Regions from separate parts of the Homo sapiens genome. Here all the other regions are linked to region 3. A link is a contact called in ENCODE Hi-C or POLR2A ChIA-PET data. All regions are on one chromosome and are shown on one strand. The core of a region is the stretch at or near the end of the contact, and the rest is flanking DNA. Distances in the headings are between cores, read along the strand shown.

The links. A loop is a pair of places that touch in the nucleus more often than their neighbours do. ChIA-PET counts read pairs that join two places held with the same protein, here RNA polymerase II (POLR2A). Pooled maps may share reads with other maps.
Region 1: a map of K562 shows a loop between it and region 3 (4-fold over the local background). The contact joins two enhancer-like sites. A Hi-C loop is called at or near these places in 8 of 168 maps with a recorded cell type or tissue (CD14-positive monocyte, HepG2, K562 and 4 more), 2 of 37 single-sample maps with no recorded cell type and 5 of 50 pooled maps. POLR2A ChIA-PET finds 5 or more read pairs at or near these places in 5 of 52 experiments (AG04450, BJ, MCF 10A and 2 more).
Region 2: a loop to region 3 is called in a map of psoas muscle, with 6 times the contacts of the local background. The contact joins two enhancer-like sites. A Hi-C loop is called at or near these places in 66 of 168 maps with a recorded cell type or tissue (A673, B cell, CD4-positive, alpha-beta T cell and 40 more), 34 of 37 single-sample maps with no recorded cell type and 46 of 50 pooled maps. POLR2A ChIA-PET finds 5 or more read pairs at or near these places in 6 of 52 experiments (AG04450, HEK293T, MCF 10A and 3 more).

Annotation. Positions count from the first base shown.
Region 1 is chr6:134,457,533-134,461,873 of GRCh38, forward strand. The region is part of intron 2 of CT69 (cancer/testis associated transcript 69); the gene reads right to left. The region is part of intron 1 of LINC01010 (long intergenic non-protein coding RNA 1010); the gene reads left to right. Among named protein-coding and RNA genes, the nearest start is that of CT69, 19 kb to the right of the region's middle. Within about 2 kb of position 1,744, at least 2 of the 41 ENCODE cell types and tissues checked have a DNase peak (open chromatin) inside an H3K27ac peak, as active enhancers do; they include CD14-positive monocyte and psoas muscle, where a contact is called at or near this core.
Region 2 is chr6:134,820,386-134,824,686 of GRCh38, forward strand. All of the region lies in intron 2 of LOC101928277 (a long non-coding RNA gene), which reads right to left. Among named protein-coding and RNA genes, the nearest start is that of ALDH8A1, 130 kb to the right of the region's middle. Within about 2 kb of position 2,691, at least 5 of the 41 ENCODE cell types and tissues checked have a DNase peak (open chromatin) inside an H3K27ac peak, as active enhancers do; they include IMR-90, dorsolateral prefrontal cortex and psoas muscle, where a contact is called at or near this core.
Region 3 is chr6:134,638,462-134,642,931 of GRCh38, forward strand. No RefSeq gene overlaps it. Among named protein-coding and RNA genes, the nearest start is that of LINC03002, 100 kb to the left of the region's middle. Within about 2 kb of position 2,675, at least 11 of the 41 ENCODE cell types and tissues checked have a DNase peak (open chromatin) inside an H3K27ac peak, as active enhancers do; they include CD14-positive monocyte, IMR-90, dorsolateral prefrontal cortex and 1 more, where a contact is called at or near this core.

The DNA.
Region 1 (4,341 bases), core at 494-2,993, 180 kb before region 3:
TCCAGGTTTTTTCTTCTCACAACGAAAACTGGAAAATGTAGCTTTGTACCTATATGTGTGTTTTTGTAGGTAAATAAGGATGAATTCCCAGCAGTGAAGATTTAGCAGAACACGTTAATGACACTTTAAAAACAAAGTTAAAATACACATTTAATGAGATTACTCAGGGCAGATTGTTAAGTTTGTGGATCACCCAGGTCCTCTCCTTTCCTCCTTACTAGACATTATATCTCGCTAGAGATTAACTTGGGGCATATAGTTTTGAAGCCAAGAGCTTAGGACATTGGACCCCCACCATTTACTAGCAAGACAAAGTAGTTACATTCTCTGAGCCTAGTCCTGCCTGTTGGGGTTATTGTGAGAATCAAATGAGATGTTGAAAATCAGCATTGAACACAGCATTATTTAGCACTGGTGTTTTAGTCCATTCTGCTATAACAAAAAACCCAAACTGGGCGGCTTGTAGACAATAGAGATTTATTTCTCACAGTTCTGGAGACTGAGAAGTCCAAGATCAAGGTGATGGCAGATTCAGTGTCTGATGAGGGCTCACTTCCTCACAGACAGCACTTTCTTACCGGCAGGAGGTGCCAGGGGTTTCTCTAGGCCTTTTTTGCAAGAGCACTAGTCCCATTCCTGTGGGCTCTGCCCTCACGTCCTAATCACCTCCCAAACGCCCTGTTGCCTAATCACCTTGGGGATTACGATTTCAATATATAAATTTTGGAGGGACAAAAACCTTCAGTTCATTGCAACTGCTAACCCCTCAATAAATGTAGCAACAAATAGTTAATAATTCCTTATTAATATTTTCTAATTAATCTAGTGATGATTATTCTTAAGGAACACTAGACCAGGATTTTCCAAATTTCCAATTTTTTTCATATCGACCTAAGCAGTGTTAGTTATCCATTTATCATTTACTTGCTGTATATTCCCTCCTATGCTTAAAGACTATCATTAATTTTTTTCTTGAATTTATCTACAGATTTCAAGTATCTTCACATTTTCTCCCAGAACTATTTCTCAAACAGGGAAGTCAGTTTTATTACCCTGCTTCAGGCCTTTACGCAGTCTGGCGAAAGACTGCGCACCTAGTCTACAAGAAACCTGGTCAGTCTAGAGATGGATATAGAGGGGAAAAAAATCAAATTCTTTTTTTAAAAAACATTGAATTGTTCACTGAGTAGTAACAGGCAAAAACCGTGATTGCAAGAATATCTGTGAAGGTTACCATGTTTGCAAAGCCATTTTGAATAACTGTTTGGGGCTCTGCTCTCAAACCCTGGCAGTGGAAAGCAGAGGCCTGGTGAGCCAGGCTCCTCTGCAGCCCCACACCAGGCTCTGCCCATCAGGTACTCCATATCAGAAGAGGGAACTGAAAAGTAGAAACCATACAGAGTCCTTTATTTATATTTTTTACTTGGGAGGTGACAGTGACAACTGGAGCTTCTGGCAGCAGGGGCGGTGGTTCTGGTGTTTGTTTTCCAGTGTCAGCCTAGACTTTGGCTGCCTCTGCCCAGTGGCCGTGCAGTGTCAGGGGAAGCGGCCATGGAGACTTCTGGGCTGTGCTCCTGGGTGCATGGCCTCCAAGGCTGGCTCTCTGGCTTTCTTGCAACAGTTCTGAATGCTGCTCCATTCCTTTGCTGCTTAAAAACGTTGAATGAGTTTGGCTCTTTATAACTGTGTGCCCCAAACCCCAATTTCCTCAACCCCCACACTCCTCCCATTTCCTCATTTCAGTGCATGGTAACTATGTCCTAAGCCAGTTGCTTGGATCCATCCGTGACTTCCCTCTTTCTCTCCATTTCTCTCAATAGCAGCATTAATTATTTTTAGAGACAGGGTCTTGCTCTGTTGCCCAGGCTGTAGTGCAATGCCGAGATCATGGCTCATTGCAGCCTTGACCTCCTGGGCTCAGGGATCCTTCCCATCTCAGCTTCCCAAGTAAATACAGGCACATGTCACCACACCCGGCTCATTTTTAAAACTTTTTAATAGAGATGGGGTCTCACTATGTTGCCCAGGCTAGTCTTGAACTCTTGGCCTCAATTAATTCTCCTGCCTCAGCCTCCCAATATGTTGGAATTACAGGTATAAGCCACTGTGCCCAGCCTTGTCTTTCTCCAGAGGCTGTCACCCCCATAGCCTATTGTTACCCAGGTACTAGAGTGATCTTTCAAAAAGTAAATCAGATTATGCTGCTCCTTTTCTTAGAACCCTCCTCACTCTGATTAAAGAATTCCACTGTGGCCTCCAAGACCCTAAAAGGGCTGCTCCCTTGTTATTTGTCTCTAATTTATCAAGCACCCGCTTCCTTCTGCACTCACTGCTCTCCACACACACTGGCCCCAGGTTTACAACCTTCTCCCAGGCAGCTCCCACACACTGCCCCTTTGCTAGTCTCAGAACACCCCCAGCATGCCACCATCTCAGGGCCTTCTTGTTGGATCTCCTGTGCCCGGAGCTTCCTCCCTCCAAGACACACACTCTCCACCATTTCTGCAGTACCTAACTGCCTTATTTCTTCAAATGCCTTTCCCTAAATCTCCCCAGGTCACCACACGCAGCTCTCTTACTCTGCTCTGTTTTTTTCCACGTCATTTCTTTTTTTAAATTTTCTTTTTTTTTTTCAATCTCCAATGTGACAGTATCCATAGCATTTCTTATCCTTCAAAATATATATCAATTTGCTTATTTCCCAATTGTCTGTCTCTCTCCCTGTTAGAATATAAGCTTCATGAAGGCAGGGACTATCTGATTCCTGCTATACCCTTAGGGTCTAGAATGTTGCCTAGTTCATAGTAACTACTCAAAAAATATTTGTTGCATAATTAAATGAATGAATAAATGAATATGGATGCATACAGCATTCTCTATTGTCTGAGAGTTTATAAGGAGGTCATTACCAGTCACTCAAAGAAATATTGTAGAGGCAGCAACCTTAATGGAAATCAGTCAGAAGCCTTGAAGGAAATGACTGATTTTATCAATGTTCTTCATTTTAATAAAAAAGAAAAGTTTAAGATTTACTAAGGTCTGACTGAAGGCTTTCTTAAGCTTAGTCAGAGATGTCCATGGTACAATTTAAGGGGCACATTATGGAATCACCTGCCCAAACCAACTATTTTCTGTGGTCCATCATAATGTCTAAACTTCTCAGTATTTATTATTTTATTTATTTTACAAATATGCCAGGCCCTATTCTAAGAAGTTGGGATATAGCAATCAACAAGTCAACATCCTGTCCTCATGGAACTTACGTTCTAGTTGGGAACAGACAATAAAGGAAGAAACACATGTATAGCAAGCACCAGGTGGTAAGAAAAGCCAGGAGAAAACTGACAACAGGCAAGGGAGAGGTGGAGGTAGAGATGGGTCTGTGTGGCTTTTAAGACCACAGCTAGGGAAGCCAGTGTTAAGGAGGTCCAGATGAGGCATGGGAGGAAGCTATGCAGACAGCGTTCAAGTTGCTTTGAAGTCATCTCCAGGTAGGGGAGTGATGGTGACCTCTGGCTGTCTAGGAGATGCAGCCTAGGCATCCGCCATACTCTTGGAGTTTGTGTGTTTTTGTTTGTTTTTGAGACAAGATCTCACTCTGTCACTCAGGCTGGAGTGCAATGGTGCAAACACGGCTTACTGCAGCCTCAACTTCCCAGGCTCAAGAGATCTTCCTACCTCAGCCCCCCAAGTAGCTGGGACTATAGGCCATCACCACCACGCCCAGCTAATTTTTGTATTTTTTGTAGAGATGGGGTTTTGCCACGTTGCCCAGGCTGGTCTCGAACTCCTGGGCTCAAGCGATCTGCCTGTCTCGGCCTCCCAAAGTGCTGGGATTACAGACGTGAGACACCACATCTGGCCCGAGTTTGTGTTTTTAGCCTAATTTCTGTGTACGATGTTTTATTCGATGTAAAAATGTAGCCTAAATTCTGTGTACAATGTTTATGATATTATAGTGCGCTTTTTAGGTTTAAAATAATGTGCTATAGCCATATATAGGCTATGCGAATTTGAGGTTGCTTCTACATGTATCTCAAAATCATGAGGTTGCTTGCTGCCATGCCATTCATTGGTCAGGTGCCAATCACTAATGGTAAGGAGCTGGGGATTGCACCACAGTCAATAGTCAGAGGCTACACAGCTTTTTGTTGTTGTTGTTGTTAAAATAAAAATGAAAACGAAAGACAAGGTGAGTGAGTATATAGCTAGAATTTTTATTTCTCTCTACCTCCAATTTGTCAAGACTTTGGGTTGTAGCATTCCAGTTTATTGGAAACAACCTTGGTTTCAATTATGTTTACCCAAAGCCAAATTCAAGTCAGTTTTCAGGATGTTTGA
Region 2 (4,301 bases), core at 1,441-3,940, 180 kb after region 3:
AGATATAGTCCATCTCATAAACTCCTTAGTCTTAGATAACCTAAGGCTCAGAACATCCTACGTCCTAATGAGGGTATCTCCAACTTCTGCTCATTTGTTCATTCAACCACTGGTAACATGTTCAAGGCACTAGAAGCTGTTATCAACCCACATACTTACAGTCCTGTAGAGGCAGAGACTTTGACACAGAAGGATGATACCTTGAGAAGTGTTAGCTCTTTTCCACCTGACTTTCCATTAATGACATGCCATAAACCTCCTCTTGACACCTAGCTCCAGCATGCTTCTTGCGGCTTTCTGAGTGAATCTTGGATAACATTGCTTTGCCCAGGAAGGTAACCTCACAAATAGGCTGTTCCTATTTCCACACATCTCAAATTCATCTAGTATGAAGCTTCAGAAATGACACCTGACATGGCAGATGTTCCTCTAAGCATCCCCATGGATGTCATAAACCCTCACCCCCAACCCTTCAGTCTCTCAGAGGTTCTAACACTTGCTTCATGCTAGTGAACTCAGGCATGTTCTTCATCTCTCTGAACCTCAAGAAGCAAATAACATTTTCCAGTGCACGTGGGAGAGGCAGGGGATGATGAATGAAGCAGCAGGCGCAGAGACCCCCACTGAGTGGCAGAGGTACTGTGAGGCTGCCTTTCTGACAATAACCCAGGTCTAGTGGGACTGGAGCCCCCAACAAAAACCGAGGGCAGATCCTAGAGGAGCACCATTCTTTATCTTCTTCTCAAGATTGGGAGGGACACGCTGTTCACACTAAACTCTGCATCTGGAATTTGGGCCTAGACATGCCACAAAGCCTTCTCCTCTTTCATGGCTCTGCTTCTTTCCAGACCACAGCAGCAATTGTCTCAAGAAACTCTGGCCATCCCTGTTGAGGGACCCAGGCAACAAGGCAAGTTTCTGGTTTTTTGGAGCTTCCAAGCCCTCGCTGAAACCATCTCTACCACCTTAAAAGCTTTAGCTGGCACGCTTAGGAAAGTCTTACGAAGTACATAGAGATTTCTTGGATCATTTTCAATTACTAAAGGAAGGTACCAATTGTTAAAGAAAACAAAAAATTACCCACAATGACTGTGAAGTCTTTTTATTCCCCACTCTAGGTAATTTGTTCTGATTACCACCGTTCCAAAAGACAAGATTACACACCAGTGAAGCAAAGAGATAAAAGGGGGAAATCTGTTCCCTGCTGAGGCCGTATCAGAGCTCAACCCGTGTTTGGAAGCAAAGGCAATTTTTTTTTCAGCCCTAATGAAGCCTTGTTAACTATGAACCCTGGGGCTGAACTGATCTAGTGAGAGGAGTTATTTGGTGGGTGGTGGAGGGGGTTTAACAGCGGATTGGTACATTCAGAGATTATTATCATTCTTATCTTTCTTCTTAAAGCAAAAGAACTTAAATATGTACTAAAAACTGTTCTCACTGGGGTATAGAAAGGAATTGGAAGAACAAAATTGAAGTCCATCATCTCCTTCAGACAGAAATATATATGACCCACATTTGTAAGAGACAGACTACGCCTTGCTTCTTTCTCCCCCCTATGTTGCCAGTTCTCTTTGTCAGCAACTCTCTTGTCCTACTGGGATAACGTTTTAACTGTGGTACATAGGTTAGAAGCACACTATTTGTTTACAAGGGGATAAATGGTTGTTGCAATTACCGTAAAAAGCAGCAAACAAATGACCTTCAGGACTTGCCAGGAAAAGCAGTGGGTCTTTCTATGTGTTGAAACAATCTGGGCTCCACTGATGGTAAACACGAGGCAGAGACATGGATCTGGATGTGTCCTCTGGGGAGGGGGCAGGGATTGACACAGTTACAGAATTTGATCCACCCCATATTCTTCCCTTGGAGTTTAATTTCCATATAACTGAAAACATCTGAAGCAAACAGAGAGAAGCACTGCTGGACAGACCCATATCACAAGAGTAGGCAAAAAAAAAAAAAAAAAAAAGGAGCTCAAACACAACAGCTAGGTGTTTGATGTCATTCAATGATTCAGTTATGACTTAAGCGAGCTTCGGAAGTCGTGCGTCAAATGATAACCTGCATGAGAGAACTCAGTATAGAGCTGGCCTCAAGCACAAGGACATAGTTCTACAACTACAGACCCTAAAAAAAATTCATCATGGAAAAAAAAATAATAGAATTTTTCCCCTGGAGAAGCTTATGTTTAGATATTAGATACGTAAAAGACTGAACTATTTGTATAACCTCTAAGATTCTTTCCAGCTCTACAATTCACTGCATACATAAATGGGAAATGTTTAGGCCCAGGAGGCATACCAATGTGTACAAGTATACTGTTATTCATTTGATTCTTGCCCCGTATGCTTTACAGAGTCTAATTATCTAAATGAGATTTGGTTAAATAAAAATTGATATTTCTGTATGACAAGTATATATTTACATAAAAGGCAATACATATCCCCACAGTTTTCATTAAAATGGAAAAATAAAACGTATTTTAAAAAGTAATTGGAGAAGTTTTAGAAAGCACCTGGTTGAGGATTTCTTTGTTTTACAAATGAGGAATCTCAGGGAATCTTGGAGGTCTGTTCCTTCCAGGCCTCATTCCAGGGAGGGGCAGATTTGGAACTAGAGCCCAGGCCTCCAGGCTCTCACGCCTCTGTGGTCCGTGGTCCGTGGTCCGGGGCTTAGGTTGGCCGGTAGGGGTAGGGTAATAAATCTCATTCGCCAAATGAGGAAACAGCGTCATCTAGTGGAAATTTATCAGCGTATTCTAGACATGCTGTTATCCCTAGCTCTGCTGTCCCTAATTTCCCAAGACAACATTTCTGGACCATTTTCTCTCCCCCATGTTTCCAAAGCCCAAGAATCTCCCAGTGGGGCCCCCTCCTACAACCTCCTCACCCCACAGCATATTTCAGTCTCTTCTCTGCCAAACTTTCCAACATAGCCCCAGGAATCAATCATTTGCCTCAAGGGCCACCGGGGCTGTTGTCCTTTGAGTGTTTTTTGTTTCAAGTTTTCATCAAAATAACCCTGTTAACCACGGCTTCAGGCCTTTACCAAATGGTGTGGCAAATCAATTCCATCATTTATGAAGATCCAGATAGATACTGCTTTTCATTCAGCCACACTGAGATGATCCTTGTTTTTCCCCTGCTACCATCAAGTTAGGACACTTTGGTTGCTTTTGAAATAATTCATCAGGGAATTTCCCAGGACAGTTCTGTGACCAAGCATGTGGACAAGCTTCAGTCAAAACTTAGGAGGTATTAAATAGAAAACAAAACATGTAACAAGTAATTATCCCATATGATAAATGTTCCATTATGAGAAAGCACAAAGGGAAGGGGGAAATTCATTCTGCTGAGGTTAGAAAAAGCTGCATGCAAGAGGAAACACTAGATCTGAGTTTTGAAGGAGATAGATGGGCCTTTGATTTCTAAAGAAATGGGTGTGGTATGCTAGGCAGGGGGAACAGCAGAAGCAAAGGTCAGGAGTCCTGAGAGTACAGCATGTGATAAAGGATCAGGGCCCAAGAAGATGGGTGGGAAGTGATGTGGAAGGCAGTTCAGGACTGGAACAGAAAGATGCTTAGATGCCATCGCAGAAAACTTTTTTTTTTTTTTTTGAGACGGAGTCCCACTCTGTCACCCAGGCAGGAGTGCAATGGTGCGATCTCAGCTCACTGCCACCTCTGCCTCCCAGTTTCAAGCGATTTTCCTGCCTCAGCCTCCTGAGTAGCTGGGATTACAGGCACACACTACCACGCCCAGCTAATTTTTGTATTTTTAGTAGAGATGGAGTTTCACCATGTTGGTCAGACTGGTCTCAAACTCCTGACCTCATGATCCGCCCACCTTGGCCTCCCAAATTGCTGGGATTACAGGTGTGAGCCACCACGCCTGGCCGAAAACTTGGATTTTAGATGCAATTAGACACTATCAAATTATGGGCCACAGCAAAAAAACTGTGTTTGAAGTCTCCAGGTAATAAAGTACTTTATTCATCCCAGCTGTTTTGAAGCTACTTTCTACATAAAATGGTTCCCTTATTTCATGGCTTGTGAAACAGGCTCTGAAAATGAATTATTTGTCAATGCAGGGACAGGAACTCAGATCTGTTGGCTCCCAGTCCATTTCTTCATAGTAAAGAGCTAAGAGCATGAAATGCTTATTAGAATAATTAAAAATTTTTAAATTAGAAAATCTTGTAGGTCTTCCTCTGATTTTTGTTCCTGTATAAATCCTCTAAAAGTATTAAATATATGTAATTGTCTTTTAATCATATCCCCCCATCCAATCCGAGTCTGCTAT
Region 3 (4,470 bases), core at 1,425-3,924:
TTCAAGGGCTGGCTTTATGATTTCTTAGATATGTTACTGTTTGAAAGTCAGTTAATTTCTCCAAGCCTCAGCTTCTTGTGTGAGATGGGATAATAACATTTACCACACACAATTACTGTATGGGAAGAGTTCAGCATAGTTTGTAACACTTGGTAAGAATTCAGTTAATAAGAGCAATTACTGTGAATTACCTACAAATTCAGAATTGGCCTATCTAGACACAGTAAGCAGCTGGAGTTTACTTTTGTATTACAAAGGGAAGGAATCATGTCAGAAAAGAGTATAAATGGTCTCAGGGCAGTGGCTCACACCTGTAATCCCAGCACTTTGGAAGGCCAAGGCAGGTGGATCACTTGAGGTCAGAAGTTCGAGACCAGCCTGACCAACATGATGAAACCCCGTCTCTACTAAAAAAATAATAATAATACAAAAATTAGCTGAGTGTGGTGGCAGGCGCCTGTAGTCCCCGCTACTCGGGAGGCTGAGGCACGAGAATCACCTGAGTCTGGGAGGCAGACATTGCAGTGAGCCGAGATAGTGCCACTGCACTCCAGACTGGGTGACACAGTGAGACTCCATCTCAAAAAAAAAAAAAAAAAAGAAAAAGAAAAAGAAAAAAGTATAAATGGTAGTCTTAGAAAAAATTCTAATCTACCTAAAAGATAAGCTATTGTTACATAGATATAACCAACTCCATGTATTGAATTTACACAAAAATAATGATTGCGATGAAAACAAAGGTTAACATTGCTTTGATTTGCAAATTATTCTATTTGTGACAAAGACTTCTACCTAACCTATTATTTGTGAAGTTATTTCAGTATTTGAAATAGAGATTAAAAATATTGTATTTTCTTGGCACGATTGAAGTTTGGAGGGGTTGAAAGTGAATTTACTTTGAGGCATTAGGTTCTTTGGTATGGGCAACTATGATTCAATTTATTAGAAGGATATTGGTGACCACAACACACCAAATCAATGGAAGTCTGAAGGAGCAGTTCCAGAAGTAGAATAGGAACAAGGAAAGAGACTTTTGGCAGGAACAGTTTCTTCCCTCCTTGTATCTGGGTTGAAAGTCCAGTTGACCAGGCTTAGATCTTAGAAGGCCTTCCCTCCAGATCCTTTCAACAGAAAGAATCTGTCCAGAGGCTACTCTTTACTTTCATTGAGGAAGAACAGATTATCTGAATTTTCTGATCTACTAGAACTCTCCACAATGGGGGAAAAGCAAATCCTCCAAAGGAAATGGAAGATGTTGATAGGAAGTGGAGATGGATGTTGGGTGACCAATATTAACAAAGGTCCCTACGGACAGACTTGTTTCCATATTTGACTCTGCCACTTGCTATACAAATTACTCCACTTTCCCAAGTCTATTGTAAAATGAAGGTAATGGTAAACCCAACTCCACAGGATTGCTATGAAATATAAATATAGCAATGTTTATAAAGTGCCCAGCATAATAACTGTCACATAAGTATGTCTATTAAGTTTCAGTAAATCAAACTTTCCTTTCTTATTTCAGTGATGCCTGTGTTAGGCTTTTCTATATTAGCTCCATGTATATTTACTTATATATTTCTTACATTCATGTGTATTAGTATTTTATTATCAAAGTATGTACTTCCAGAGAAAAAAGATCATGCCTCACTTTAACCAGTGCCATTTGCTTTTGATGATGACAGTGACAATAACAATAATAACAGGGAGGCATTGTCCTAGTAATTAGTTTTAAGTACTTTTTGAGACTTTAAAAATAATCTACATAATATGGTATTTATACACATAGTCAATGGTTATAGTTATGTTTAGCATATAGGTATCCATTTTCTTTTTCATGGTCACGCTGAGGGACCCTGATGACACATAGACCATATTGCCCTTACAAGGCTCTTAATGACAGAATGGTTGGCATAGCCTTACTTTCCTAAATAGTTTGCTGATTCACTTGTTCCATTTTTAGACATCAGCAGATCGGCATTGGTGACATCTGCTAATTATTTGGTTTGACTCGTGACTGGCATGAGACTTCCATCTGCATCAATCAGTAAGACATGATTAGTGTGAGGTTAATACCACCCAATCCATGACCAATTTGTTGTAATGAGAAGCCTTGTTTATTTATCGGTTTTCCCCAGAGGTAATCATTTGTTGGAAACATAGCTGCCAAAAGTCACATTGTCTTCGTATTAATAGCTTATCAACTCTCAAATTGCATTGACCTACCCAATTACATATTTAAGACCTTCTGCACCTCTCTTACGGTTTCCACCTCTCATTTCTACCTGGAAACAGTCTTGGAAGACAGCTGAAGACTGTGCTTCTATGGTTCGTCCTTCCTTGTTTCCCTAGTACAATATTTTGAGACATCCCCTCAAATGGCCCTCTTCTTTCTAAACCATCATCATGTGACAGTCACAGCTTCATTAAGACATGTTAGTTACGCTTCCTGGTTTAATTCAGAGTGAATTAAATCATACTCAATAAACTCACCAAGAGTTTTGTTGGTTTCTTGTGTAATGCTTGGGTAAGATTAGAAAGGCAATGACCTCCAATCATGGTAGTAGCTAATTCCTTGTTTAATACTTTAGGTCAAAGTGAGTGCACATTTCACCATTTTGTGGTCTACCAGAGCAAACACAGAAGAATGCTTTCTGCCCCCTGGTGCTCATTGTCTGCTACTGCAGCAGATGAGTCAGCTGAGATATGTTCCAGACAGAAGCAGAAGGAATTGTGTCTCTACTGCTTATAGCACATGAGCAAAGCCACAACTTTTCAGTGCGTCACATGTCAGATACCTCCTAAATATGCAAGTGTCAGGGAAATGAATGAAGAGGATCTCTCAATTCTGTAACAGGAAGCACCACTGGGGAGAATGGCAGAGGCTCTGGGCTCTGGCTCTTGTTGCTTCATTAGCCTCTCATCTGGGAGCCCTCTGGGGTGCTGGCTGGTCCACCCTGGCCATGTCTGGGTCTCTTGATTATGCCAGGTTATTCCCTGACTCAACACACTGACATGTGCTTCTCTCTCTGCCTAAAAACTTCCTCACCCCCTTCATCTCCTAAATCGTATCTCTCCTTCAGAATGTAGCTGAAGGGCCACCTTCACAGGAAAGTCTCAATCAGGACTTCCTTAAATCTTCTCATACCACCTGATTCTTCTCCTTCAAGGCACCCATTACGATTGTAATTGAATAACTAAATTGTTTAATGAATGTACAATCTGCTAAAATGTAAGCCCCTCTAAGGTCTTATTTACATTTGCATTTCCCATAGGTGTACAACATAATTTTTAAATGAATGAATGAATTCTGAAGCGAAAACATAACATTCTTAAATTTGACAGCCCTTTTGTTTGCAGATAAACCAAAGCCAGGCTTATCCTGGAGTATAATTTCAAAGATAACCAGGGGAAGAAGAGAGGAGAAGATAGGGAAGGGGTGGGACTGAATTGGGTCAAGGTTCTCTTCATTCTGTCTCACCAAGGAATAGTTGTACGCTAATGTAATTAAATGCCAAAACTAGCTTGCAGAAACTTTTCTCTTTTCTCAAAGTTCTCTAAGTTTACAAAGAGTAAGCATGCTTTTCAAATCCTACTTATTTTTTATCCTTTGCCTATAGTATGGATCCACCCTCCAAGACTCTGAAAGTTTTTAATTGTAGTATCTGTGCATGGAACATAAGCTTAATTACTAAGGCAATGCCCATTGCTTTGTAGGGCCACGAACAATGCTTTTCATTACTGGGCATAAAGTACTCTGTTGTTATTTTCTCTATAGCCTTATATTGGAATAAGCAATAATTGTAGTTTATTCTTTACAGATGGAGGCAATAAGCACAGACAGATCTGGAACCCTTGCCTACTGTGACATACAGCCGCAGTAGCAGGCAAGCCTGGGTCAGCTCCAGAGCGGCAATGGAGGGAAATTCCCAGGACTCTGGGTGTCTTGGAAGTTTCCAAGGCCTGCAACTGATCACAGATCCTGGTTTTCCTCCCATTGGCTAAAAAGATAATAAATACAAGTTACAGCTTGACTACTGTCTGAAAAAATCTTGTAATGGTTAATGGAAGAAAGAAGAGAAAGTCCAGATGTTTGTTTTTTTTCCCTGCTTAGTGTGAGTTGAATGCTAACTTGAGACTAGGTCTAAAGTAGATCAGAAAATGCTTTCTCTTTATAAGTCAATTCATACCAGAAAAAATATAGGACACAGACAATGCCCAATAGTTACACTGGGACATGGAAATGGAGAGGAAGGGGAGTAACACTTGTGGGGTTGATATTATCATTTCATCATCTATCTGAAATATCGCACAAGGGAGGGAAAACTGAAACAGTAAAAGCCACATACAGATTCCACTGTTTTTAACATTACATTTGTTTCTCATTCATTTAACTTTCAATAAATATTTATTGAAAACTCGCAATATACTAAGCTTTGAAAACACAACAAAGAATAAAATGAAGCCCTT